Linked DNA regions of Homo sapiens: region 2 is linked to region 1. The links are chromatin contacts, found by Hi-C or POLR2A ChIA-PET in ENCODE. All regions are on one chromosome and are shown on one strand. The core of a region is the stretch at or near the end of the contact, and the rest is flanking DNA. Distances in the headings are between cores, read along the strand shown.

Evidence for each region. Hi-C counts contacts between places; a loop is a spot of excess contacts on that map. ChIA-PET counts read pairs that join two places held with the same protein, here RNA polymerase II (POLR2A). Pooled maps may share reads with other maps.
Region 2: a pooled map shows a loop between it and region 1 (3-fold over the local background). The contact joins the promoter of CBFB here to the promoter of ZDHHC1 in region 1. A Hi-C loop is called at or near these places in 1 of 168 maps with a recorded cell type or tissue (K562) and 4 of 50 pooled maps. POLR2A ChIA-PET finds 5 or more read pairs at or near these places in 2 of 52 experiments (BJ and activated CD4-positive, alpha-beta T cell).

The regions. Positions count from the first base shown.
Region 1 is chr16:67,413,834-67,420,592 of GRCh38, reverse strand. ZDHHC1 (zDHHC palmitoyltransferase 1) reads left to right here and starts at 4,116. Exons shown (of 12, transcript NM_001323627.2): 1 at 4,116-4,422. LOC124903702 (a long non-coding RNA gene) reads right to left here and starts at 4,690. Exons shown (of 2, transcript XR_007065093.1): 1 at 4,450-4,690. RefSeq lists an enhancer at 3,570-4,227 and a silencer at 4,060-4,449.
Region 2 is chr16:67,024,456-67,031,910 of GRCh38, reverse strand. It overlaps CBFB (core-binding factor subunit beta), which reads right to left and starts at 2,762. Exons shown (of 6, transcript NM_022845.3): 1 at 2,426-2,762; 2 at 2,098-2,184. The coding sequence starts at 2,503. RefSeq lists silencers at 1,980-2,029, 2,280-2,519, 2,610-2,799 and an enhancer at 3,360-3,499.

The sequences.
Region 1 (6,759 bases), core at 2,867-5,366:
AGGCTGAGGTGGGTGGATGGCTTGAGCTCAGGAGTTTGAGATCAGCCTGGGCAACATAGCAAGACCCTGTCTGTATCAAAAGTACAAAAAAAAAAAAAAAACAAAAAAAACCCCGAGCAAGGTGTGATGGTGTATGCCTGTAGTCCGAGCTACTCAGGAGGCTGAGGTGGGAGGATCGTTTGAGCCCAGGAGACGGAGGCTGCAGTGAGCCAAGATCACGGCACTCTGCTCTAGGCTGTGTGACAGAGAGAGAACTCATCCCCTGCCCCCCCAACCACCCCCCTCCCGCCCGCTTAAAAAATAAAAGATGTCAAAGGAATCTGAGCTGTCTCTTGGATTTTTGTTTCAATTGAAAACAGCTTTCACTGGGCATATATATGTGCACTTAACCCTGTTTGCAAACCACTGTATCCATTTCCTATTGCTGCTGAAACAAATCACTGCCAATTGTGTCATCTTGACAGTTCTTGAGGTCAGAAGTTGGAAATGGGTCCCCCTGGGCTAGAGTCGAGGTAACAGCAGGCTGATTCCTTCTGGAGCCTCTAGAGGAGGGTCTGCCCCCTAGCCTTTTCCAGCATCTAGAGGCTGCCTGCATTCCTTGGCTCAGGCCCCTTCCTCCATCTTCAAAGCCCACAGTGTAGCACCTTCAAATCTCTCTGACCTCTGTCGTTACGTGGTCCTTCTCCCATGTGACCCTCCTGCCTCCCTCTTATAAGGACCTTTGTGACTACATTGAGCTCACTCAGATAACCTGGGATAATCTCTTCCATCTTGAGATCTTAACTTCATCTCATCTGCAAAATCCCCTTTGATGTATCACATAACACATTCAAAGATTCCAGGGATTAGGGCGATGACATCATTGTGGCGCTATCATTCAGACTACTACCTCCTCTAACAAAGAGAAGGAAGGATAGTCTGGCAACTGAGAGGAGGATGGGCCGGAAGTGGGCAGGCTGATGTTAGGGAGAACTGGAGGCTGCTGCAGGCTCAGCAAGGAAGATGCTGGTGGTCTGGGCTGGGGTGGAGCAGGAAGAATGGACACAGAATGTGTTTCAGAGTGAGGGCAGCCTGGTCACAGGCACTATCTGGTTTAGGTGGGCAAGGACTAGCAGGAGAGACATGGGAAGATGCCTAAGTGTACAGATGGGCTTACTGGGTAGATGGTGGTGCCCTTCAGAGGGCCCAAGGGGAGGAGCAGATTTGTGGCAAGGACAAAGAGGACATGTGGGGATGTGTTACATCCCAGACACCAATGGGACATCCAGGAGAGAAGCCCCTGAGTCAAGTGGATCCAGGGTCTTTTGGGTCCCTCCCCTTATTATGGGAATATATGGATTCATCTTTCACTTTGTTTTTTAATTTTTATTTGTATTTGCATTTATTTATTTATTTAAAGACAGAGTCTTGTTCTGTCGCCTGTAAGGAGTGCAATGGCACAATCTCGGCTCACTGCAACCTCTGCCTCCTGGGTTCAAGCGATCCTCCCATCTCAGCCTCCCGAGTAGCTGGGATTACAGGCGCAGACCACCATGCCCGGCCAATTTTTGTATTTTTGGTAGAGACAGGGTTTCGTCATGTTGCCCAGGCTGGTCTCAAACTCCTGACCTCTAGTGATCTGCCTGCCTCGGCCTCCCAAAGTGCTCAGATTACAGGTGTGAGCCACCATGCCCAGTCCCACCTTGTTTTTTAAAATATTTATTTATTTATTATTATTTTTTAAAGAGATAAAATCTGACCGGGCACAGTGGCTCATGCCTGCAATCCCATGGTGGCAGGCAACTGTAATCCCAGCTACTCGGGAGGTTGAGGCAGGGGAATCGCCTGAACCCGGGAGGTGGAAGCTGCAGTCAACTGAGATCGCACCACTGCACTCCAGCCTGGGAGACAGAGCGAGACTCCGTCTCAAAAAAAAAAAAAAAAGAGAGAGAGAGAGAGATAAGATTTTTTTTGTGTGTGACAGAGTCTCACTCTGTCACTCAGGCTGGAGTAGAGTGGTGCGATCTCGGGTCACTGCAACCTCTGCCTCCTGGGTTCAAGCCATTCTCTTGCCTCAGCCTCCCGAGTAGCTGGGACTACAGGCACATGCCATCACGCCTGGCTTACTTTGTACTTTTAGTGGAGATGGGGTTTCACCGTGTTAGCCAGGATGGTCTCGATCTCCTGACCTCATGATCCACCTGCCTTGGCCTCCCAAAGTGTTGGGATTACAGGTGTGAGCCACTGAGACCAGCTGAGAGATAAGATCTTACTTTCACCCAGGCTGGAGTGCAGTGGCATGATCGTAATTCACTGCAATCTTGAACTCCCGAACTCAAGTGATTCTTTTCTCCTGCCCCAGCCTCGTGAGTAGCTGGGACTATAGGCACAGGCCACCAGGCCCAGCTATTTTTTTTCATCTTTTGTAGAGATGGGAGTCTCTCTATGTATCCCAGGCTGGTCTCAAACTCCTGGCTTCAAGTGATTTTCCTGCCTCAGCCTCCTTAAAGTGCTGGGATTACAGGTGTGAGCCACTGCATCCAGCCTCATCCTTCACCTTGATTTCTGGGTCATGATCTCTGTTTGACCCGAAGTTTTCCAATTCCAGATAAGAGTTAAGTAGTCAGCTTGTACTCTGAAGCCAGAATAGCATTGATATTTATCTCACATTGAGTTTGAGTTTATCAGTCTTGAAAACAAGAATTTAAGTAATAGGTTATGTCACTTGCACAAGGACCCACACACCTGTCATGTGACAGAGAAGGAGTAGTTATGTTGCCTAATAAAACATACAATAAGTATGCTTGTGACTTATACATTTTAGAGATAAGGATGTTTTCTTTCCCTATCTGTCATATCTGCCTTGGAGATGCGCACAGGACAGATAGCAGAAGACAAAGTGTCTTCCTGTCTTTTGAGAAAGCCTGAGCTCATAGAAGATTCCATTCTGAGTGTCCACAAGGAGAAGAGGAGAGGGGACTTTTAGGGAAACCAAGTTAGCAGGGAAGTCTCCCAGGTAGAGAAAGGGAAGGGAGGCTGCAGGCCATGGAGCAGAGGAAGCAGGTGTCTGTCCCTGGCAGCCCCAGGGAGAGGCAGGGGCCTCAGGCAGGGATGGCCTCATAGAGCCCAAACCTGAAAATCTTTGTGGACTGGAGCAATGGTTGTGGCCTCAGTACCAGACAAAACCCTGACCAGAGAGTTTTTTGCTTATTTGTTTTTGATTGTTGTTTTTTGCTATAGGAAAACATGAGTCCTTTGGAATTACCTAGCTAAAAGGAGTACAGTGGAGACTGAGACTGAATTTCCCGGCCGGGCAGGGGCTCACGCCTGTAATCCTAGCACTTTTGGAGGCTGAGGTGGGCGGGTCGCTTGAGTTCAGGAGTTCGAAACCAGCCTGGGCAACATGGCAAAACCACGCCTCTACAAAAAAATGCGAAAATTAGTCGGGCGTGGTGGTGTTCGCCTGTAGTCCTAGCTACTCTGGAGGCTGAGGCGGGAGGATCGCCTGAGCCCAGGAGTTCGAGGCTGCAGAGAGCCGTGATCGTGCCACTGCACTCCAGCCTGGGTAACAGAGACCAGTTTAAAAAATAGAAAAAGACTGAATTTCCCATCAGCCTGGAAGATTGGGGCTTGATTTTTGCTTGATTTAAAGGCAATAAATAAATGAGATATTTTGTGCTGCTTATTTTAAGCTCTTACGCTTCTCGCTTTATATTCTGGGGTACCTGCATTTTTAGTGGTGTAATTTATTTGTCTAGATCTGTTTGCCTCTTAACCTGTAAGCTCCCGGAAGGGTCGGGATATCATGGATGTTCCAGCACATACGCTCATTGAAGTGTGCAGGTTGACTGGGGTTGGGGGAGGTCTCTTCTTGAGAGCGGTGGTCTCAGGATAGAAACTGGAAGGGGGCGCTTTTGAGATGTTAGGATTTCGGGGAGACAAGCTGTGACTCGGGAGTAGGGAAAAGCGGATTTTCTAGACGAAAGGTTAGGAAGAATCTGGGAATGGGCCGACTGGGGCACCAAGAGGGTCCCTGGCAAGCCCCGCCCTGGCCGGGGGACCGGCGCGGAGTGACGCAGCGCGGTTTGGCCGCTGTGGGGCGCCGTAGCCCGCGCCGTTGTCAGGGGAACGGGCCCAGCGCCGGACGAGGCCCAGCCAGTCTGGGTCTGGCCTGGCCGCCCCTCCAGCCTGCTGGAGCCGGAGCCGGAGCCGGAGCCGGAGCCGGAGCCGGAGCCAGAGCCAGAGCTCGAGGACTCACCGGCCCAGTCTCCGTCCGGGATGGGGCCCCGCTCCCGGGCGCGTTGCCGCCCAGTCCCGGGGACCGTCCCTACCGCGAGGGTCTGAGGCGCGGCTGCCCCGGGGAGGGTGGAAGGCCAGGCGTGGGGCCCGAACCTCTGGCTGACTTTGGCAGGGCCCATCTGGCACGGCCTCCGCGGCGCGCAGGTGAGGAGTCCCCGCCCGGTTTCTCACCTCGGAGCCTGGCTTGAGCCACGGGGTAGCGGATGCTGCCGCCTGGCCGGCTTTGGGCTCGCTTCCGCCTGGAGCCGGTGGCCTGAGTTCCAGGGCCCCGGCAGAGCGCGGGGCTTCCTTTTAGCATGCATCAAGTTCACAGATCTTCCTTGAGCGCTTACTCTTTGCCAGGCTCTGTGCCAGGCGTGGGCACAGAGGACTCCCAACAGACGTGGTCTGTCTCCAGAACCCAGAGCATTAAGGAAGGGGGCTGGGAAGCGGATGTCATACATGACTAAAGTGATTTCAGGTCGGGTTAGGCTCTCTGGTATTGAAATGGAGGGGTTGGTCATGGAGGGTCTGTTTTAAAAGGAAACCATGGGAAGAGTTTTAGTTTTTTCTTTGAGACGGAGTTTCGCTCTTGTCACCCAGGCTGGATGGAGCGCAGTGGCACGACTCGGGTCATTGCAACCTCCGCCTCCCGGGTTCAAGCCATTCTGCTGCCTCAGCCTCTGGAGTAGCTGGGATTACAGGCGCCCGCCGCCACGCCCGGCTAAGTTTTATATTTTTAGTAGGGACGGGGTTTCACCATGTTGGCCAGGCTGTTCTCGAACTCCTGACCTCAGGTGATCCACCCGCCTCGGCCTCCGAAAGCGTTGGGATTACAGGTGTGAGCCACCGTTCCCAGCCAATTTTTTATTTTTTTGAGACAAGGTCTCCCTTTGTCACCCAGGCTGGAGTGCTGTGGTGTGAACATGGGTCACCGCAGGCTCCGGCTCCCGGGCTCAAGCGATCCTCCCGCCTCAGCCTCCCAAGTAGCTGAGACTACAGATACCCGCCACCACGCTCAGCTAATTTTTTAAGGTTTTGGTAGAGATGAGGTCTTACTATTTTGCCCAGGCTGGTCTCGAGCTCCTGGTCTCAAGGGATCCTCTTGCCTCAGCCTCCCAAAGTGCTGGGATTACAGGTGTGAGCCACTGCAAGCGGCAGAAGAGTTTTTTATTTTTTGTTTATTTTTATTTTTATTTTCCAGATGGAGTCTCGCTCTGTCACCCAGGCTGGACTGCAATGGCACAATCTCGGCTCACTGCAACCTCCACCTCCCGGGTTCAAGCGATTCTCCTGCCTCAGCCCCCCAAGTCTGGGATTACAGGCGCCTGCCACCACACCCAGCTAATTTTTGTATTTTTAGTAGAAACGGGGTTTCAACATGTTGGCCAGGCTGGTCTTGAACTCCTGACCTCAGGTGATCCAGCCACCTTGGCCTCCCAAAGAAGAGTTTGGATGAGTTTCACGTTTGAAAAGCTCACTTCACTCTGGCTGCTGAGCAGCATGGTTGTGACAGACATACCGGGAAGTCAGTTGAGGGCCATCCTAGTTCTGCCAATCTAGCTGTGCCTCCTAAAATAACTCATTTAGTGTCTCTGAGCCTCAGTGTCCTCATGATGGGAGTGGGTGTTCTGTATGTTTTTTATGAGGAAGTGAGAGGCCAGTCACATCTGAAATCAGTGACTACAGGGATCTACAAGAACAGTTGGAAATGATAGGACCTTCCTTAGAGCTCTATGAGGATTGAATGAGTGAATTCCACTGAAACAGTGCCTGGCACAGAATAAGTGCATTCTAAATGCTGGTGTTGGTTATTATCATGCAAACACTGTAGGAGAGCGATGCTGGAGGTTTGGATTGGGGTAATGACAGCAGAGATGGTAAAAAAGTGGCTTGACTTCCTTTACTGAAAGAGAGCTGGGTTCAGACACGGGTGAGGGGTGGTCTCTGCTTTTGTGGAACTGGTGGTTCACTGTGGGAGACGGGTTTGTAAACAGATAATCACCATGAGATGCAGTAAAAGCAACAGTGGTGCTTAATTAGCCAGATTGTTTTGTTTTGTTTTTGTTTTTCTTTCTTTGTTCTGTCACAACGTTGTTTTTAATGACTCTTGTGTGGTGGGTGTTCCCCAAGGCTGGCTCCTGCAGTCATGAGTTGATTTCCTGGTTAAAGTCAATAACCTTGGCCTCTCTTCACTGGCCTTGTTTCTATTCTGTGTTACTCCCTCCTACTTGTCCCCTTTCCTTGGCTTCATTTGTATCCCAAACAATTTGCAGTGGTTGCTTCAGGAGGAGAATGGCACAGAAAATGTTTGCAAACCATGTCAACTCAGGAATAATTGGAGTTTCAAGCTTTTCTTGCCATAGCATCAGACTTTTTTTTTTTTTTTTTTTTTTTGAGACGGAGTCTCGCTCTGTTGCCCAGTCTGGAGTGCAATGGCATGATCCCGGCTCACTGCAAACTCCACCTCCTGGGTTCAAGAGATTCTTCTGCCTCAGCCTC
Region 2 (7,455 bases), core at 1,513-4,012, 390 kb after region 1:
AGGCTGTAGTGCCTCATGATTGTGCCTGTGAACAGCCACTGCACCCCAGCCTAGGCCACACAGCAAGACCTCTCTCTTAAAAAAAAAAAACGAAACAAGACCAGACGCGGTGGCTCACACCTGTAATCCCAGCACTTTGGAAGGCCGAGGTGGGAGGATTACTTAAGGTCAGGAGTTCAAAACAAGCCTGGCCAAGATGGTGAAACCCCGTCTCTACTAAAAATACAAAAAAATTAGCCGGGCGTGGTGGTGTGTGCCTGTAATCCCAGCTACTCAGGAGGCTGAGGCAGGAGAATCGCTTTAACCCAGGAGGCGAAGGTTGCAGCGAGCCAAGATCATGCTGCTGTGCTTCCAGCCTGGGTAACAGAGCGAGACTCCGTCTCAAAACAAAAAAGCAAACAGTGAGAGTACAAGTACTTTGTAACTTATCTTTTATACTTGCATCCTTTACCTCCAGGAAATTCTATCGTCAGGTATACCACCTTCCCTTTGCAAAAGGTAACCCAGGCAAAGGATGACACGATCATCGCACCAGCTAATGAATTCTTTTATTATACCACTCAGTGCCAAAACCTAAAAGTATGTCTTATGCACTTCAATCATATAAATACTACAATTACTCAAGAAATTTGCAAGTGGGCTAAAAGCTTGAGACTCTCTTTCATAACATGCACTAATGACCAAATATTCAGGAGCTCCTGATAAATTTAACCAGTATCTTCTCACTATTACAACTCTAAAAAGCTTTCACTTAAAATATCAAAATATTCTTTAAAAATAAATTTGAGTTCAGTGATGTAAAGGGAGAATTTTATGACATATGAATTATATCTGAATAAAAATAAACTGGTTTTATAAAGGGGGTGGGAGAAGTAAATTTCCAATGTCTTCCTACTGTTAACCCAAATTCAAATCGCACCTAGCTTCAAGCCTCTAACAATGCAGTGAGTCCAAGTCACCGAGCAGAGAGTAACAGCATTCCATTAGACAGTGCTTCAACTTTTTAAAAAATAATCAGGCCAGACGCAGTGGCTCACGCCTGTAATCCCAGCACTCTGGGAGGTCGAGGAGGGCGGATCACTTGAGGTCAGGAGGCCAGCTTGGCCAACAAGGTGAAACCCCGTCTCTACTAAAAATGCAAAAATTAGCCGGGCGTGGTGGCAGGCACCTGTAATCCTAGCTACTCAGGAGGCTGAGGCAGGAAAATCGCTTGAACCCAGGAGGCGAAGGTTGCAGTGACCCGAGATCGAGCCACTGTACTCCAGCCTGGGCAACAGAGCAAGACTCTACCTCAAAAAAATAGTAATAATCAACCTCTTTTCTTGGTTTCTTCCTACCACTCCCTCCTCATCAGCACCTCCAACAAGGCAAACCAAAAAGATGAGAGGAACTAGGACCCTTGGATTTTTTTTTTCAACCCAAGGTCTGGTGAAGACGCACTAAATCTGCCTCCTAAAACAAGGACCTCGAGATCAACCGTGGGTTTTGCCCATCTGTGCAGTTTTTAGGAACAGCAGCCCTACTCAGGACATGGGGATAATGGTTTCTTTCTGATTCTCCTGAAGCTTAACATTCTAAGAAAATGACATTTTTAGGGCCTTTTCCCCCCCCTCCCCTCTCTATTAGAATAAATAACTGGAGGAAAGATTTCTACTCGGCGATCTGGTAGTGAGACCGCTTGACACAGAGAATTACCGACAGATCTACCTTCTAAGAAACAAACTATCGCCGACCTTGAATGAAGCTCCACTTCTTTTTCCGAATGGGGGTTTGCTTGCTACAAATACCCTGAACCCTTCTTCGGTGTCGCCGCCTAAACAATGCCCTTCGCTTGTTTAGTCTGGCTCGGGTTCGAGCTCCACTCGCGGTGCTCCGTTGGCCGACACGCGCCACCGCGGCGAGCCCCAGGAAAAGCGTCTCCCCGCGAGTACCGGCCCGCGGCATCTGGTTTCGCATTTTGAATCCCGAGTAGGAAGTGAGACGGCGCCCACTCAGTTCCGGGAGCCGCAGCAGCCGCGCCGCCGTCCGGAACCGGCCTGGGCCGCCGCGGCCCCGCGCAACAAGTGACCCGCGCGCGCCCCGGGCCAGCCGACTTACGATTTCCGAGCGGCCGTCGCGGCAGGCGTTCTGGAAGCGTGCCTGGCGTTCCTCGTGGGGCCGGTCCCTGAAGCCCGTGTACTTAATCTGCAAGGCAAGACGGCCCGAAATCAGGAGCCAAATCCGCGGCGCCGCCCGCGCGCCCGCCCTCCCAGCGCAGCGCCGATAAGGGCAAGCAGAGGCTGCGGGCGATGGCCGCCCCGGCGAGATTGCCCCTCCGCGGGCGCACCGACCGGGACTCCCGGGGACCGTGCCGCCCAAACTTTTCTCCGCCCGGGCCCACTCGGGGCGCGCTGCGGCCTCCTAGCCGCCCGCCCGCCTGCCTCACCTCACACTCGCGGCTCAGCTTCCTAAAAAACTCCTCGTTCTCGAACTTGCTTCTCTGGTCGGGCACGACGCGCGGCATCTTCCCGCCCTGAGGCCGCGCCGGCCGGCCGCGCTCGGGGCTTGCGCGGGCACCCGCTGGCTGGCTCCGCGCTGACCGACTGACCGCCCACCCGCGGCGCCCGGACGCCCGCTTCCCTTTGTTTCAGGCGCCCGCCCGCGTGGGCTCCCGTTCCGGGGAGTCTGAGGCGCCGCCGCCCGCTCGAGCCCAACCCACGCCGCCGCCGCCGCCGCCGCCGCCTCAGCCGTTGCCTGCCGCCCGCGCAGCCCCAGCGCTCACCGCCCCCGGCCGCCGCCGCCGCCGCCGCCGCCACTTCCTCTCACCGCCCACCCCGCCCCCGCCGGCCCCACCCCTCCTCCTCGCGCGCCCGCCCGCCTCCAACTCCGGCAAACAAGACGCACCATTCACAACTCCGCGGCCCACGCCGCGCATGCGCCACCCGCCCGCTGGCGGAGCGGCCTGGCTGTGGCGCCCCGGGGCTCCTTCCGCATCAGGGCCCTTTTCCCCCTGCTCGCCCGCGGCCACTCGGCGTGGAGCTGTCGTTGGGGGATCCGCCTGGCCTTTAGCAGACGGGAGTAGCCAGCGCAGGCCTTTTCTACCGCCCTTCCTCGGTCATCTGGAACTTCTGGGTTCCCCAGGTGCGCGGAGTAACCCCAGATTGTCACTTGAACGCGAGGAAACCTAAGTCCTTGGGGACTTTTCGTCCCTAAACCGACCGGCAGGGGTGTAGGCTCTGCACGTTGAAGACTGAGGTGGAAACGGACCAAAGAATCCAACCGAGTCATGGTGGAAAGGTCGTGGCTTTTGGAGTCAGATGGGTCTTAGATGGGATCCCACTCAGCTACACTACCTGCTGGCTGGGGCCTTAGATAAGAATTGGACCACTAAACCTCAGTTTCCTTATTTCCAAAATGCAGACACTCCTAGGTTTGCAGTGTTAGCGTGAGAACCTTTATGTGGGTCTAGCACACAGTGGGAGCCCAATAAATTTAAGTTTCTAAAGAAGAACAAGCTGAGTTAAGAATGTAACCGATTGCCAGTCCATATACTTACTCAATGTGCAATCAGCTGCAAAAAATAAGATCCATAAATTCTAGGGAAGTTGTTTAGCCCAAACTGGAGAAAGTCTGACATGGGATTTATGGCAGAGTTTGATTCAAAGTTAGTCCTGTGGCCGGGCACTGTAGCTCATACCCGTAATCCCAGCCCTCTTTTTTTTTTTTTTTTTTTTTTTTTTTTAAACAGAGCCTCGCTCTGTCGCCCAGGCTGGAGTGCAATGGCGCGATCTCGGCTCACTGCAACCTCCGCCTCCTGGGTTCAAGTGATTCTTCTGCCTCTGTCTCCCGAGTATTTGGAATTACAGGCACCCACCACCACGCCCAGCTAATTTTTTTGTATTTTTAGTAGAGACGGGGTTTCGCCATGTTGGTCAGGCTGGTCTCGAACTCCTGACCTCAGGTGATCTGCCCGCCTCGGCCTCCCAAAGTACTGGGATTACAGGCATGAGCCACTGCGCCTGGCCTAATCCCAGCACTTTGGGAGGCCGAGGCAGGCTGATCACCTGAGATCAGGAGCTCGAGGCCGGTCTGGTCAACATGGCAAAACCCCATCTCTACTAAAGTACAAAAATTAGCGGGGTGTGGTGGCACACGCCTGTAGTCTCAGCTACTCGGGAGGCTGAGGCAGGAGAATCGCTTGAACCTGGGAGGCGGAGGTTGTAGTGAGCCAAGACGGTGCCACTGCACTGCAGCCTGGGCCACAGAGCAAGACTCCGTCTCAAACAGCTACTCGGAAGCTGAGGCAGGAGAATTGGTTGAACCTGGGAGGCAGAGGTTGCGGTGAGCCAAGATCGTGCCATTGCACCCCAGCCTGGGGAACAAGAGCATAACTCCGTCTCGGGGGGAAAAAAAATCCATGAGGAAGCACTCTTGCTCCACAATGGGTCCAAGGAGGGCTCACAGACCTCCAAGTTGATCTTGGCCAAAGACTCTAGCAATAATTGTTTCTGCCATGGGAAATGTGGAATAAATAAAAATTGAAAGATCTCTAGAATGGCCTTGATGGCCATGAGCTTAGGCAAGGAAAAGGTCAGGGTCAAGGGAGCTAGACCTGGAGGGGTGGGAGTGCAGAGCAGGGCAGGGCGCTCTCATTGTCAGCCTCAAGGAGGGGAGGAACGATGTCCTAAGGGAAAGGGACAGCAAAGCCTGCCAAGCAGACCCAGAACAGCAGCCCCACAGACAGCCTTGGGCAACTCCAGGCCACAGGGTAACCCACACTCGTCGTAGTCTGGCATCCAACAGCCAGGATGACCGGGAAATAAGCCACAGGCTGAAGGAGGCCATCTCCTCGGCTGACCTCTATATGCCTTTTTGGTTGTTAATTTTTTTTCACTTATTTAAAAAAACAGAATTAAAGGAAATTTATAAAGGAAATTTTCACCCATGTAAGGTACACTTAAGTCTGTGCTCCTAACAGCTTTGGCAGCTGTTGAGTTGGGTATGGGTTGGCCCAGACACCATGCTATGGGTGTTTGCTAAGGGGGTTTGCTAAGATCCAGCTCTACTAAGGCCCACTCATGGAGGCTTAGAGGTGTCTTTTCTGTGCCAAGAAACATCTGCCCCCACCGTCCCAAAACCTGACTGAATTATCTGAAGTCCGGTCATCTGGAATCTTCCTTTCGTAAGGATTCAAGCCAACCAAGGGCCTCCTCTTGAGTATCTCCCTAACTTCCTAGGTGGGTGGCTGCTCCTGCAGGCTCCTAAAGCTGATCTTGGGTGGGTAAGTAGATAATACACAATGAAGCTGAGGAGAGCGCAGGAACCCTCACTTGCCTAGTGCAACTGTGAAGCTCTGTTCAGGGTGCCTTCATGCACCTTATCACAGTTAATTCACACAACCACTTTCTTTTTTTTTTTTGAGACGGAGTCTCACTCTGTTGCCCAGGCTGGAGTGCAATGGTGCAATCTCGGCTCACTGCAACCTCTGCCTCCCGGGTTTAACCGATTCTCCTGCCTCAGCTTCCTGAGTAGCTGGGATTACAGGCGCCTGCCACCACGCCCAGCTAATTTTTGTATTTTTAGTAGAGAAGGGCAGGCTAGTCTCGAACTCCCAACCTCAGGCAATCTGCCCGCCTTGGCCTCCCAAAGTGCTGGGATTACAGGCGTGAGCCACCGCGCCCGGCCCACACAACCATCTTCTAAGTCAGGTCTTCTGTCTCCTGAGAGATGAGGAAACAGACTTTGAAAAAGTAAATAAGGCCAGGAGCGATGGTTCACGTCTGTAATCCTAGCACTTTGGGAGGCTGAGGCGGGTGGATTGCCTGAGCTCAGGAGCTCGAGACCAGCCTGGGCAACACAGTGAAACCCGGTCTCCACGGAAATACAAAAAATTAGCTGTGCGTGGCAGCGTGTGCCTGTAATCCCAGCCACTCTGGAGGCTGAGACAGGAGAATCACTTGAACCCGGGAGGCAGAGGTTTCAGTGAGCCGAGATTGCACCACTGCACTCCAGCCTGGGTGACAGAGCAAGACTCTGCCTCAAAAAAAAAAAAAAAAAAGTAAAAGTAAAAAAGGACAGTGACGAGACCCTGATCCATTTGAAATAACAAAATGGGGGCTGGGCATGGTGGTGCACACCTGTAATCTCAGTAGTTTGGGAAGTGGAAGTGGGAGGATCACTTGAGGCCAGGAGTTTGAGGCCATCCTAGGCAACAGAGTGAGACCCTCCCCCGACTCTAAAGAAACTAGCTAAGCATTGGGATACATCATCTTCATTCCTTCCTCACCACAACCCTGTAAGTTTAGTATTATTGATCCTATTCTACAGATGGGCCAACGGAGATTCACAGGGGTTAAGTGACCCCAGGGTGGTGATTTTAATCATTCTACTCTGAGACCTAGTGGAGATACCAAAAGTCCTGCCTGCTGCCCTCACTGAACTGCAAACTCATAGAAGGCTATGTCTGGGGTTATTCCTCTGGGAGCACCCCACCATGTTCTAGAAGGGTCCCCACAGGTTGAAGAAAGGGGTTCTATTTTGGGCCTTGTGGCAGGATGTGGGTCTGCCCTTGAGGACTGTGCATTCCTATCTCTGAGCCTGTTTGTCCCTTCTTGGCTTGGAAGGTCAAAGTCTAGATGTCCTGCCTCTGCAGGCCCAGCAGAAAGGATGGTTTTATCCAGGTCTGGTGTCAGCAGCCACCCACCTTTGCCTCTCCTCACAGAGGAAGTCTCTGAGCCTCTGATGCATTTTTTCTAAGGAAATAGTTTCCCTTCAGTTACTGAGAAAATATTGTACCATCTTGAAGCTGAAATAGGATCTGGAGCCACAAATGAGACTTGAGAGGAGTGGGAGACAAGGAAAATTAGTGGCTGGCACATTGCCTAAAACCCTGGCTCCACTCAGCTTCTAGTTTTTAGAAGGCAATGGGCCTTAATTCAGGATGAGGGTGTCATCTGCCCAAGTGTGGCAGTTTCCTGGGCCCTAAAGAATTTTTTTCTTTTTGAGATATAATTTATATACCGTAAAATCCACCCTTGGGCCCAGAGAATCTCCCCTCCCTCCCAGGGGCATCTCCCCCTTCTGAGCCCTCTAGCCACCCTCCCCCAGCTCAGCCATCCCATAGGGAAAGGAAAGCAGAGAGGAGCAAGTTTCCCCAGAATAGCATTTCTTTAGTGTTGGGATCAATAAACCCGTTTGCTTAAAAGGAACCAGATGATTTCATCCTTGTAATTATAAGTTTGACGTTTGCAAATCTTGCCCGGGCTCCAAATGAGCCTCTTTGTCATGGGGGTTGGGGGTGGAGGAGTTTGTCTGGGTGCCTGGGGATGGCAGGACTGAGCCTACTGTGGTGGGAAGAGGGCCAAGCTGGGGTCAGGAAGCCTGGCTGATGATCTTAGAGGGCTGCCTTGGACTGCTCCCCTTCCCCTCCCCTGCTCTCCTAGTTTCTGACAAGTGATGGGAAACAGACTAGACTAA